Linked DNA regions of Homo sapiens: all the other regions are linked to region 2. A link is a contact called in ENCODE Hi-C or POLR2A ChIA-PET data. All regions are on one chromosome and are shown on one strand. The core of a region is the stretch at or near the end of the contact, and the rest is flanking DNA. Distances in the headings are between cores, read along the strand shown.

The links. Hi-C counts contacts between places; a loop is a spot of excess contacts on that map. ChIA-PET counts read pairs that join two places held with the same protein, here RNA polymerase II (POLR2A). Pooled maps may share reads with other maps.
Region 1: a pooled map shows a loop between it and region 2 (6-fold over the local background). The contact joins the promoter of CALU here to the enhancer-like site in region 2. A Hi-C loop is called at or near these places in 4 of 50 pooled maps. POLR2A ChIA-PET finds 5 or more read pairs at or near these places in 3 of 52 experiments (activated CD4-positive, alpha-beta T cell, activated naive CD4-positive, alpha-beta T cell and naive thymus-derived CD4-positive, alpha-beta T cell).
Region 3: a pooled map shows a loop between it and region 2 (4-fold over the local background). The contact joins two enhancer-like sites. A Hi-C loop is called at or near these places in 3 of 50 pooled maps. POLR2A ChIA-PET finds 5 or more read pairs at or near these places in 2 of 52 experiments (H1 and activated CD4-positive, alpha-beta T cell).

The regions. Positions count from the first base shown.
Region 1 is chr7:128,737,201-128,740,700 of GRCh38, reverse strand. CALU (calumenin) reads right to left here and starts at 1,342. Exons shown (of 7, transcript NM_001219.5): 1 at 1,269-1,342. RefSeq lists an enhancer at 1,006-1,105 and silencers at 1,386-1,525, 1,596-1,735.
Region 2 is chr7:129,269,012-129,272,373 of GRCh38, reverse strand. The region is part of intron 1 of AHCYL2 (adenosylhomocysteinase like 2); the gene reads right to left. Among named protein-coding and RNA genes, the nearest start is that of AHCYL2, 46 kb to the right of the region's middle. RefSeq lists an enhancer at 292-586. Within about 2 kb of position 1,478, at least 2 of the 41 ENCODE cell types and tissues checked have a DNase peak (open chromatin) inside an H3K27ac peak, as active enhancers do.
Region 3 is chr7:129,824,129-129,827,648 of GRCh38, reverse strand. No RefSeq gene overlaps it. Among named protein-coding and RNA genes, the nearest start is that of MIR183, 51 kb to the right of the region's middle. RefSeq lists an enhancer at 1,223-1,272 and silencers at 1,593-1,942, 2,243-2,322, 2,393-2,442. Within about 2 kb of position 2,233, at least 24 of the 41 ENCODE cell types and tissues checked have a DNase peak (open chromatin) inside an H3K27ac peak, as active enhancers do.

The DNA of each region.
Region 1 (3,500 bases), core at 93-2,592, 530 kb after region 2:
TCCTACTTGTGATTCTCAAAAGAATCCTATTGGAACCCCCCCACCCCCCAATCACAGTAAAACCTCAGATTAGGTCTTGGCAAACTCATTTTCTTGACAAATACAACTTAGAGGTTATATCTGGTCCCTCATTTGGATTATACTATATAAATTCTTCAGTGATTACTGTCGTTTGGTATTTGGTTAATTAAATCTACTGAGTGAGGTCAAACTTGCATTTGTCTTGTGTCAAGTTCCATTCTATGGCAGACTAATTTAACAGAGATTCCAAGGTTCTCTGCCTCCAAGCTGAATAAGCTACTAGAACAAAAAACAACTAGAAGCCACCTTATTCCCAATTCATTAACGTTGACTTCATGGTCCACACCAGAAAATGAACGCAACTCAATTCTCGAAGACACTATTCTAGAATTTTATACACTTAGGAATTCAGATCACAGGCTCAAAAGTTTTAGCAGGAGACCCACGGAGCTTGGGCCTTGATGCAAAAGCAGCTTTTGAAACTGCAAGCCACTCTACGCTTAATCGCGGCAGCTATAGGGAATTAAGTTTATTTCTGACCGCAGCATGCTAAAAATCAGTAGGATATGGGGCTAGAAGCAACAAAAAACGTAACAAAAATTAATTCCCCAATAAAGCTTTAAAAACTATTTTCCGTCGCTAACTGAAGTACGTAGCCAAATATGGAAGCTCTAAACATTCAGCTTTTCTTTAAAATCATAGATATCACCTAGTGTCGTCACTCGTTCTCTCCCCCCTTGTTTCTGCACCCTTTAGGTGAGTGAACACGACCTTGGCAGATGCACCCTACTGTCGGGATGTGGCCTTGGGGCGGAGCTGGCAGATACAAGCAGGATGGTGAGTGGAGGCGGCAAGGAACTCTTACAATAACACTATCCAAATGCCCTCCGACCTTCCGGAGGCAAAAAATGACCCTCTGGTGCCAGAGACTCGGTGAGTGGCGTGACCTAGAGATGGAGGACCAGGACGCAGCAAACCAGGCACAGAACAGTACCCAACGGGACAGAGTTCCACCGGACCAGCCCCCTTCCCAGAGCGCGCGGTAAGACGGGCGGCGGCCTCCATCCCAGGCTGCACACAGAGGGTCCCGGGATCTCCAGCAGCATCAGGCCTGGGACCCGGGCGCCAGCAGAGACAGCGGCACCGAGTGAGGCAGTCCCCTGCCGCGCCAAGAACAAGACCGGGGACAGAAAGAAAGCGAATAAAGATGAGGCAGTGGTGAAGGGGCTGGGCATCACCGTACTTACCTTTCCTCGTAGCCCCCACAGCACAGGATGCCGTGGCCGCCGCTCACCCACCGGCTCAGCTCACGCGCGCAAGCACCGCCCAACCGGAAGCGGGTCCGCACCCCGCCCTCATCCGCCTCGCCGGCGGCCTCCCGACCAATCATCAGCAAACCCGCCGCTGTCGCATAGCGTCCCCGAGTAGCCATTGGTCTAACAATCGCATAGCCGGGATTGGCTGGAAAGCGCCACGTCCCCGGGACCGCGCCGAGTTGCGTGGAGCGGATTCCCGCCCAACTCTCGTCCCCGGGATTGTTGGGACGGCGGGCTCCAGCCCCAGCCCCAGCCCCAGCCCCGTACTGCGGGTGGCGTGGGCGCGGCCGTGTGGCCGCCACGTCCCCATTCACAGCTCATGACTCTGCTTCCACAGGGCTTCTTAGACTATCCTGCTAGTTATCTTCATTCCCACAAGACCACCAGGGCGGAATTAATCCGACTGAATCAGTCACCAACTTTATTGAACAATCCCAACTTTTTCTTTCCCTTCAGCGCTGCGCCCTGCGCTATCTACAGGAGGCTCTTCAGTCTTTGGCACCAGTGTATCTTTTAGCTCCATCTCCCAACACTCCCCCTCATCTTGCGCTCTGGGCACCATCATCTGTTTCCTAACAACCGGTCCTTTTTCATCTCTTAAGATTTTTGATCAAGAGGCTTCCTCTGCCAGGAATAAGTGCGTTTTCCTGATTTTCTGCCTTGCCAATAGAAGTCCCAGTTCAGATGTTAGCTCTAGAAGCCTTCCCTGACCTCACTAAGCATAATTCTTACCTTATTTACCATCATAGCTGTTTATAGCTTCAGTACACTTTGCCAAATTCTGCTATAAAATGTAGCTTATCCATCTGTCCTCTTCTAGAGTAAGCTCCTGGGTAGGTATCTGTCTATTCATCTTTATATCTGCAACTCTGAGCTTACTGCCCAGCTCAGTAATGTTAAGTGAAGGGAATGGGCCGAACCCGTTGCATGTCCCTGAAAATTTAATTTCATGTCATGAAATTAAAACAAATATCAAATAAAGGCTACTATAGCTTCAACACAAATGGAATGTAAACCTGTGGCATTCTTAGCACATAAAGCCTCTGTAGTTTAAAATCAAATTGAGACAAGTTGTAAACTCATGAAACAGTTAAGCTCATGAAAGCAAGCTAGTTACTGTCAACGTGAAAGGTTTACAACTAATCCTTCTGGCATTCAAAGGAGTGTCAGTGACCCTTGGTGGTAGTCAGGGAAGGCTTCAGAGGAAGATATGACTAAGGCTGGACTAAGGAAGTCCCAAATGGACTATTCAGCAAGAAGAGTAATAGGAATAAGGACAAGTGGAGGGCAGAGTGGGAGGTAAATTCTCAGGCCAGGTAGCAAATGAGGAAGGTTAAAAAAAGGGGTGGGGGGAAACAATGAAAGAAAAGCATGGATAGTAAGTTTGGAGAGGTAATGGAAGATCTTGTCAATTTGAGGAACCTGAACTGAAGACAGTGGGAACTGTGGGTCTTCCTGGGAAAGTTTCTAAGCTTGTGCCTACAGGGAAGCCATCTAATGGGTATTAACAATAAAACAGGCTACCTCAGGAGGCATTATTTCGAAAACAGTTTTTAAAATACCTCCTTAAGGATCACTTGAGGCCAGGAGTTTGAGACCAGCCTGGGCAAAATAACGAGACCCTTCCTCCCCCTATCTCTACAAAAAAACAAAAACTAAAAATTAGCTGGGTGTGGTGGCACACACATGTAGTTCAAGCTAGTTGCTTGAGCCCAGGAGGTTGAGGCTGCAATGAACTATGACTGTACCACTTCACTCCAGCCTGGGCAACAGAGCAAGACCCTTTCTCTTAAAAAATAAAAATAACAACTCCTTAAGGTCAGGCACTGTGTTATGTGCTGGTGAACCCAAAGTAAACAGGACATCGTCCCTGTCCTCAAGGAACTCAGCTTAATGGTGCGCCATCCATCCTGGAATTGTCCTAGTAAAGGCTAAACAGGTAGTGAGGGTGCCAGAGATAGGGCCCTCCAACCCTGAGGTTCCCTAATGGAGAAGGGCCTGGCCTAGCAAGGGAAAGGGAAATGGAAATGAACCTTTATATACAAGAGTTTTTTTGTTTGTTTGTTTTGTTTTGTTTTTCTTTTTTTTTGAGATGGAGTTTTGCTTTTGTCGCCCAGGCTGTAGTGCAATGGTGCGACCTTGGCTCACTGCACCTCCGCCTCC
Region 2 (3,362 bases), core at 229-2,728:
CTGATTCAGACAGAGTATAGCAGGAACAGCTCGTGTCTGCTCTATAACATCTGGGGCCTCAGGTAAGGTGGCTCCATTGATTGAGGATAACTAGACTGGGAGCCATACGCCTAGGGCCTGGGCTTTTCTCCATATGATGCCCACTGGAACTGGAACTCACGTAGCTGAAAAGTGATGCTAGCTGTTGGCTAGGAGCTCAGCTGAGCCTCTCCATCTGGCTTGGACTCCTCACAGCATGGCAGCTAGGTTCCAAGACTAAATGTTCCATAGCACAGCAATCCAAAAGAGAATGTTCAAATAGGCCTAGATGGAAGCTGCAAAACTTTTCATGACCTGGCCTTGAAAGTCCCAGAATGTTATCTCTGCCACATTTCACCAAACAAGTCACTAAGGCCAGCCCAGATTTGGTATGAACAGAGGAATAAACTCCACCACTAGATGGGGGTGGTGCACATGTGGAGGGAAGGAACTAACATCAGCCATCTTGAAAACATGCTACAACAATCTGTCTTTGTTTCAATAAGTGTAATTCATTTATGTTCAGTATGATTACTGATGCATTTGGATTTATCTCTACCATCTTTTATTATGCTTTCTATTTATCCTATCTTTTCTATGACATTTATTACATTTTCCTTATCTGCTTTCTATTAAATGGAGGAAGTATACAAATTATAAATTCAATGAATTATAACAGAGTGAAACAGCCATGTAACTATCACCCAGGACAAAAATCCAATGTTACCCGCACCCGGGTTTTTAGCTTTATATAAATAAAATAACATAGTATATATTATTTTACATCTGGCTTCCTTCCTTCAACATTATTGTTATTCAGCCATGATCTTATGCATAGCAGCAATTTATTCATTTCCATTGCTTAATAGTATTCTGTTCTATGAATATACCATAATGTATCCATTCTACCATTGATATTGTCCACCAAATTTTAAGTTTCAGTGACTATATTTTTTGAAGGTCTATTTTAAAACTCTTTTTTTTTTTTTTTTTTTTGGAGACAGTCTCGTTCTGTTGCCCAGGCTGGATTGCAGTGGCACCATCTCGGCTCACTGCAAGCTCCACCTCTCGGGTTCACGCCATTCTTCTGCCTTAGCCTCCCGAATAGCTGGGACTACAGGCGCCTGCCACCACGCCCAGCTAATTTTTTGTATTTTTAGTAGAAACGGGATTTCACCGTGTTAGCCAGGATGGTCTCATCTCCTGACCTCGTGATCCGCCCGCCTCGGCCTCCCAAAGTGCTGGGATTACAGGCATGAGCCACCACGCCCGGCCCAAACTTTTTTTTTTTAGAGCACCTTTAGCTGTGAGATTTGGTGTGGCCTAGATTGAGGATATCCCTATAGAGAAGTTTTGCACTTGCTTCAGCCTGATGCCGTAGGACTGTTGCAGATTCAAGACTACTTTATATGTTAATTTCTTGGCTTTGGGTTTCCTGGACTGCAGAAAAAGAGGAACATTCTAAACTGAACCTATGTGAAGACAACCCCAGGTAACAAATTCTCAGAGAAACCTTTCTCACCTAAAGCCCACACGGAGTGGACAAACTTCCTTGACATTTCTCTATGCCATGGGGCAAATGTTTTTTCTAGATCATCTTTTCAATAATGTGGAAACCCTTTGAGGAACTTAGCTTTCTGCAAGGGAGTAAAAAAGTCTCTTATTCCCATGTGGTTGTTAAAACTAAGTCTCTTAGTCATCCAGAGCAGCCGTAACTTTAGCTTATGTACTTAACACTGATTTTCAATGCCCTCATCATTTTTTTGCCCCTAAGGATTTTCCTTACTTTTTCACAAGCTCAGCTATAGATTTAAAATAATGTCTATTATATATTTATCTGGCATATGACTAGGAATCTTGAGTGTTCTTTCCCCCTTTGTCAAATGTAAAACATATAACAAGGAGGGGGAAGTCACAGGAAGAGAAACTCAAAGAAAAAAGTGAAAAATGTTCTGCCTTTTATCATGGACAGGACCCATAGGTCCAAGGTTATTTGCACTAAGAAGATTCTAACTAAAGGGAATGTATACTATTTTTATCATTGGAACTGAGTATCTCTGTACTCTGGTGACTAATAGAAGAGGACGCCAATCAAGCAGGTACGTATGTCAAGGCAGTTCTAAACACAACTGACGTTACATTAGGAAGGTAGAATCCCTCAACCAGTGTGACCCAGATAATACAATGAGGAAGGATCTAAAGGAACTGAGAAAGGAAATATTAAGATATACCTAATAGTCTCCTAATGGGCTTCATTTTCTTTTCAGTAAACTTTTGACCTTGCTTCTACCAAACACTGTAAAATTAAATAATACGCAGGAATAAGGAAGGCCCAAGTCAAAAACTTTCCATCACTGTAAGTATAAACACTTTAGCTAGAAAGTGAGTAGTAGATAGGAGCAAAAATGGTAATATGAAATTATAAATGAAAGTCAGACACTGGAACAATATCAATAAAGAATATATTTTAATGTCCATAAAAAATCCATTACAAATAATTTATTTGACATATATTATGCATTTAGTGATAAGGATATAAGCATGAATTAAGTATCAAGCAAATTTATCAATCTATAGACACTGTAAAATTTAAGGTGAACTCTAAAAATTACGGAATACAAAAAGAACTCATTTAGGGCCGGATATGGTGGCTACACTTTGAGAGGCTTAGGCAGGAGGGCTGCTTGAGCCGAGGAGTTCAAGACAAGCCTAGGCAACATAGTGAGACCCCCATCTCTATTAAAAAACAAAACAAAACAAAACAAAACAAAACCGGCACAGTGGCTCCCGCCTATAATCCCAACACTTTGAGAGGTTGAGGTGGGTGAATCACGAGCTCAGGAGTTCAAGACCAGCCTGGTTAGCATGGTGAAACCCCATCTCTACTCAAAATAAAAAAAAAATTAGCCAGGCATGGTAATGCGTGCCTGTAATCCCAGCTACCCAGGAGGGTGAGGCAGGAGAATCACCTGAACCCAGGAGGCGGAGGTTGCAGTGAGCTGAAATTGTGCCACTGCACTCCAACCTGGCCAATAGAGCAAGACTCTGTCTCAAAAAAAAAAAAAATTAGGCATGGTGGTGCACACCATGGTGGTCCCAGTAGGACTCAGTAGGCTGATGTGGGAGGATGGCTTGAGCCTGGGAGGTTGAGGCTGCACTGGGCCATCATCGTGCCACACCACACTTCAGACTGGGCAACAGAGTAAGTGAAAAAAAAAAAAAAACAGGAATCATTTAGGAAAAAAAGAAAAGAAAAAAAAGAAACTTTGAAAGCCAAAAGGTCTACACATATGGTTATGATCCCATTTATATGAAATGTCCAGAATAGGCAAATTATATGAAAC
Region 3 (3,520 bases), core at 984-3,483, 550 kb before region 2:
TGCCCCCAATGCCCGCTGGGGCTGTGGGTACCTATGTCTGTGTGAACCTCATGCTGCCTGGGCCCTATGAGATGCTCCCTGGCTGACCTCCTGCCCAGGGCTCACTCTATGGGCGTGGTCTCTGAGGATCAGGACCTTTCCCCATACACATCCCCATTTCCACTGACAATGGTTTCCCCAACCTCCGGTACCTGCAGTACGGTCAGAAAATAAAACTAGATTTAACTCAAACCCACTTCCTAGTGCAGAAATATAGAAATAGAATGTGATCTACATTTATCATTAAAAACATTCTAGTAGCCACGTTTTTTAAAAAAGGTTAAATGTTTCATTTAACTCAATATATCAAAAATACTTCAGTGTGAGGCCGGGCGCCGTGGCTCACTCCTGAATCCCAGCACTTTGGGAGGCTGAGGCGGGTGGATCACCTGAGGTCAGGAGATAGAGATCATCCTGGCCAACATGGTGAAACCCCGACTCTACTAAAAATACAAAAATTAGCCGGGCATGGTGGCAGGCACCTGTAATTTCAGCTACTTAGGGGGCTGAGGCAGGAGAACCAGTTGAACCTGGGAGGCAGAAATTGCAGTGAGCCGAGATGACGCCACTGCACTCCAGCCTGGGCAATAGAGTGAGACTCTGTTTCAAAAAACAAACAAAAATTTCAGCATGTAATTCACAGTAAAGGAATGAGATAGTTTCGATTCGTTATTTTTGTGCTAACTCTGAAATCCAGGGGGTATTTCACAAAGCACATCTCAATTTGGACGCTACACTTTCAATATTTAAAGTGCCGCATAGTCCTACAAAACAAAGTTGTTTTGCAGAACAATTTACACTTGTTTTAAAATTAAAAATTAATTAAAATTATATACCACGAAAAATGTGATAATCAATAGCCACAGCTGGCTACCTATTCAGAAGCACGGGCCCTAGCAGCCTCTCCGTGCTGCAGGGATCTTTAGAGAAGCAGGCCTGGCGCGGTGGCTCACGCCTATAATCCCAGCACTTCGGGAGGCCGAGACAGGTGGATCACTTGAGGTCAGGAGTTCGAGACCAGCCTGGCCAACATGGTGAAACCTCGTCTCTACTAAAAATACAAAAATTATGCGGGCATGGTTGCACACATCTGTAATCCCAGCTAGGCTGAGTCAGGAGAATCGCCTGAACCTGGGGAGGTAGAGGTTGCAGTGAGCCGAGATTGCGCCACAGCACTCCAGGCTGGGCGACAAAGCGAGACTCCGTCTCAAAAACAAAAAACAAAAACCACGAAGCTGGCAAGTGACAAGAGCAAAGGAGCAACTTTGCTTGGGAATCTAGGGCAGAACCCAGAACCTCCCAATCCGCGGAGAATGTTCCAGGTACTGGAAGGGTGGACGGCGCACCCAGTCCGGTCCCTGGGGGCGGACTGGGTGGCCAGGCCGGAGCTGGCAGTCAGGGGAGCCTGGGCAGCGCCTCGGTCCCCTTGGGGCCTTGACTTCCAGGACGTGAGAACGCCGCCAGTCCTGCCTCGTGGGCCGGAGCCTAGCAGGCCCCGGTAAAGGAATCACTCTGTGGGTTACACCTGTCCTCCGCGGAACTGAAGCTGCCCGGGCTCCAGGCGTGGACAGCGCAGCCCAGTAGGTGAGCAGGCAGGGGCGAGCAGGGCGGAGCGGGTGGGATTGGGCTGGGCGGGCGGGGTGGGGCGGGGCTGCGGAGTCCGCGCGGCAGTCCCCGCCACGGCCACCAGGGGGCGTACGTGCTTCGTGCTTCGGCACCCGCTCGCGGGCGGGAGTCTGGGTGGGGCGGGGTTGGCCGGGGCAGGGCGGTCCAAGTGGCCCGCGGGCGTGGACCCGGGAGGCCTCTGGCATCTGCCCCACCTGAGAGGTGGGAACCGGGCTGGGAGGGACGTAGATTCCTCATCGACGTGACCCTGGTAGGGAAAGAGCCCCCAAAACAGGGAGTTCGGTAGAGGCGCCAGAGCTGACATGGGCACTGCCGCAGTGCCAGCCACGGCCACCAAACTCTCCCAGCACGGCTGGGCGGCCAAGGCAGGGGTGACGACGAGAGGGGCGGCTCAGCCCACCTCCCCCGCTGATCTGTCGGGAAAGGAGGAAGAAGGGTCATGAAAGCCTCACACACCGCTAGGAGGGGGCATCCTGGAGCAGGGGGCTGGATCAGGACCCGGCTGGATGGGAAGGAGCTGGGTAAAGGGAGGGCACCCGGGTAGGGCGTGGCCCGGGCTGTGCGGGGAGCGGGGAGCGGGGAGTGGACTCAGGGGGAGGGGTCAGCGTTCTGGCTGGCCCGGGGGCACGTGGCCGGGGGGCAGGGTGGGAAGAGGGTGGGATGGTGGGGTGCTGGCTTGGGGCCAGGTCAGGCATCAGAGGCACAAAGTAAAGGATACAGAGAGAGGGGAAGGGAGAAAGGGAGAGACAGAGACCTGAAGCGGGAGGGCCGAGCGGCAGGGCGGGAGGCGAGGATAGTGGGTGGGGCTCGGGCTGCAGGGCTGGAGCCTGGGGGATCTGGAGCACAGGGGCAGGAGGAAGGGACCGGAAGGATACCTGGGCCTGCAGGGCGTTCCCTGCGGAGATTGATTGAGTGAAGACTGCGACGTCCACCTTCAGGGCTCTCTCTAGCTCCCTCTTCCTGTCTCCTATCACTTGCTCTGGGGGAAGCCAGCGGGTTGTTTTGAGCTGCCCTCTCCTTTGGAGAGCCCCACCTGGCTGGGAACCGAAGCCCTGAACCAACAGCCAGCAAGAGCTGAGGCTTGGCGACCACCAGCGCGTGAGCCGGCTGTGGATGCCCGGACCCGGTGCAGCTGAGAATGGCTGCGGCAGGCCTCATCAGCGATCCTGAGCCGCAGCAGCCTGAGAGCAGCTTCCCGGGCTCCTGACCCTTGGAAACTGGGAAATAGATGGGAATGCGGGTTTGCTGCTTTAAGGTTCTAAGTTTTGGGTGTAATCCATTATGCAGCAATAGATACCTAATAGTCTGTGGTTTTTTGGAACCACTGTATTTTCCCCATACTGCTTATCTCTTAACTAGTTTTATGTGAGATAGAAAAATAGGCCGGGCACAGTGGCTCACGCCTGTAATCCCAACACTTTAGGAGGCCGAGGCAGGAGGATCACTTGAGCCCAGGAGTTCCAGACCAGCTTGAGCAACATAGGGAGACCCGTCTCTACAAAAAATGTAAAAATCAGCCCAGCGTGATGGCACACGTCTGTGGTCCCAACCACAAGAGAGGCTAAGGTGTGAGAGCCACTTGAGCCCAGGAGGTTAAGGCTGCAGTGAGCCAAGATTGTGACATTACACTCCAGTCTGGGCTGCAGAACGTGACCCTGTCTCAAAAAATAATAATAATAATTTGTAGCATATTTAAGGCACTGCTATAAATTTTTTAATTTTCTACTTATTACAACTAAACCTAATCTTAAATGATTCTATAATAAAGACTGGAAATAAGAATAGAATGGGAAATTCGTTTCCTATTCTTTCTGTCTGTCATTCTAGCTTTGACTTCCATTTGGAAGGCCACCTC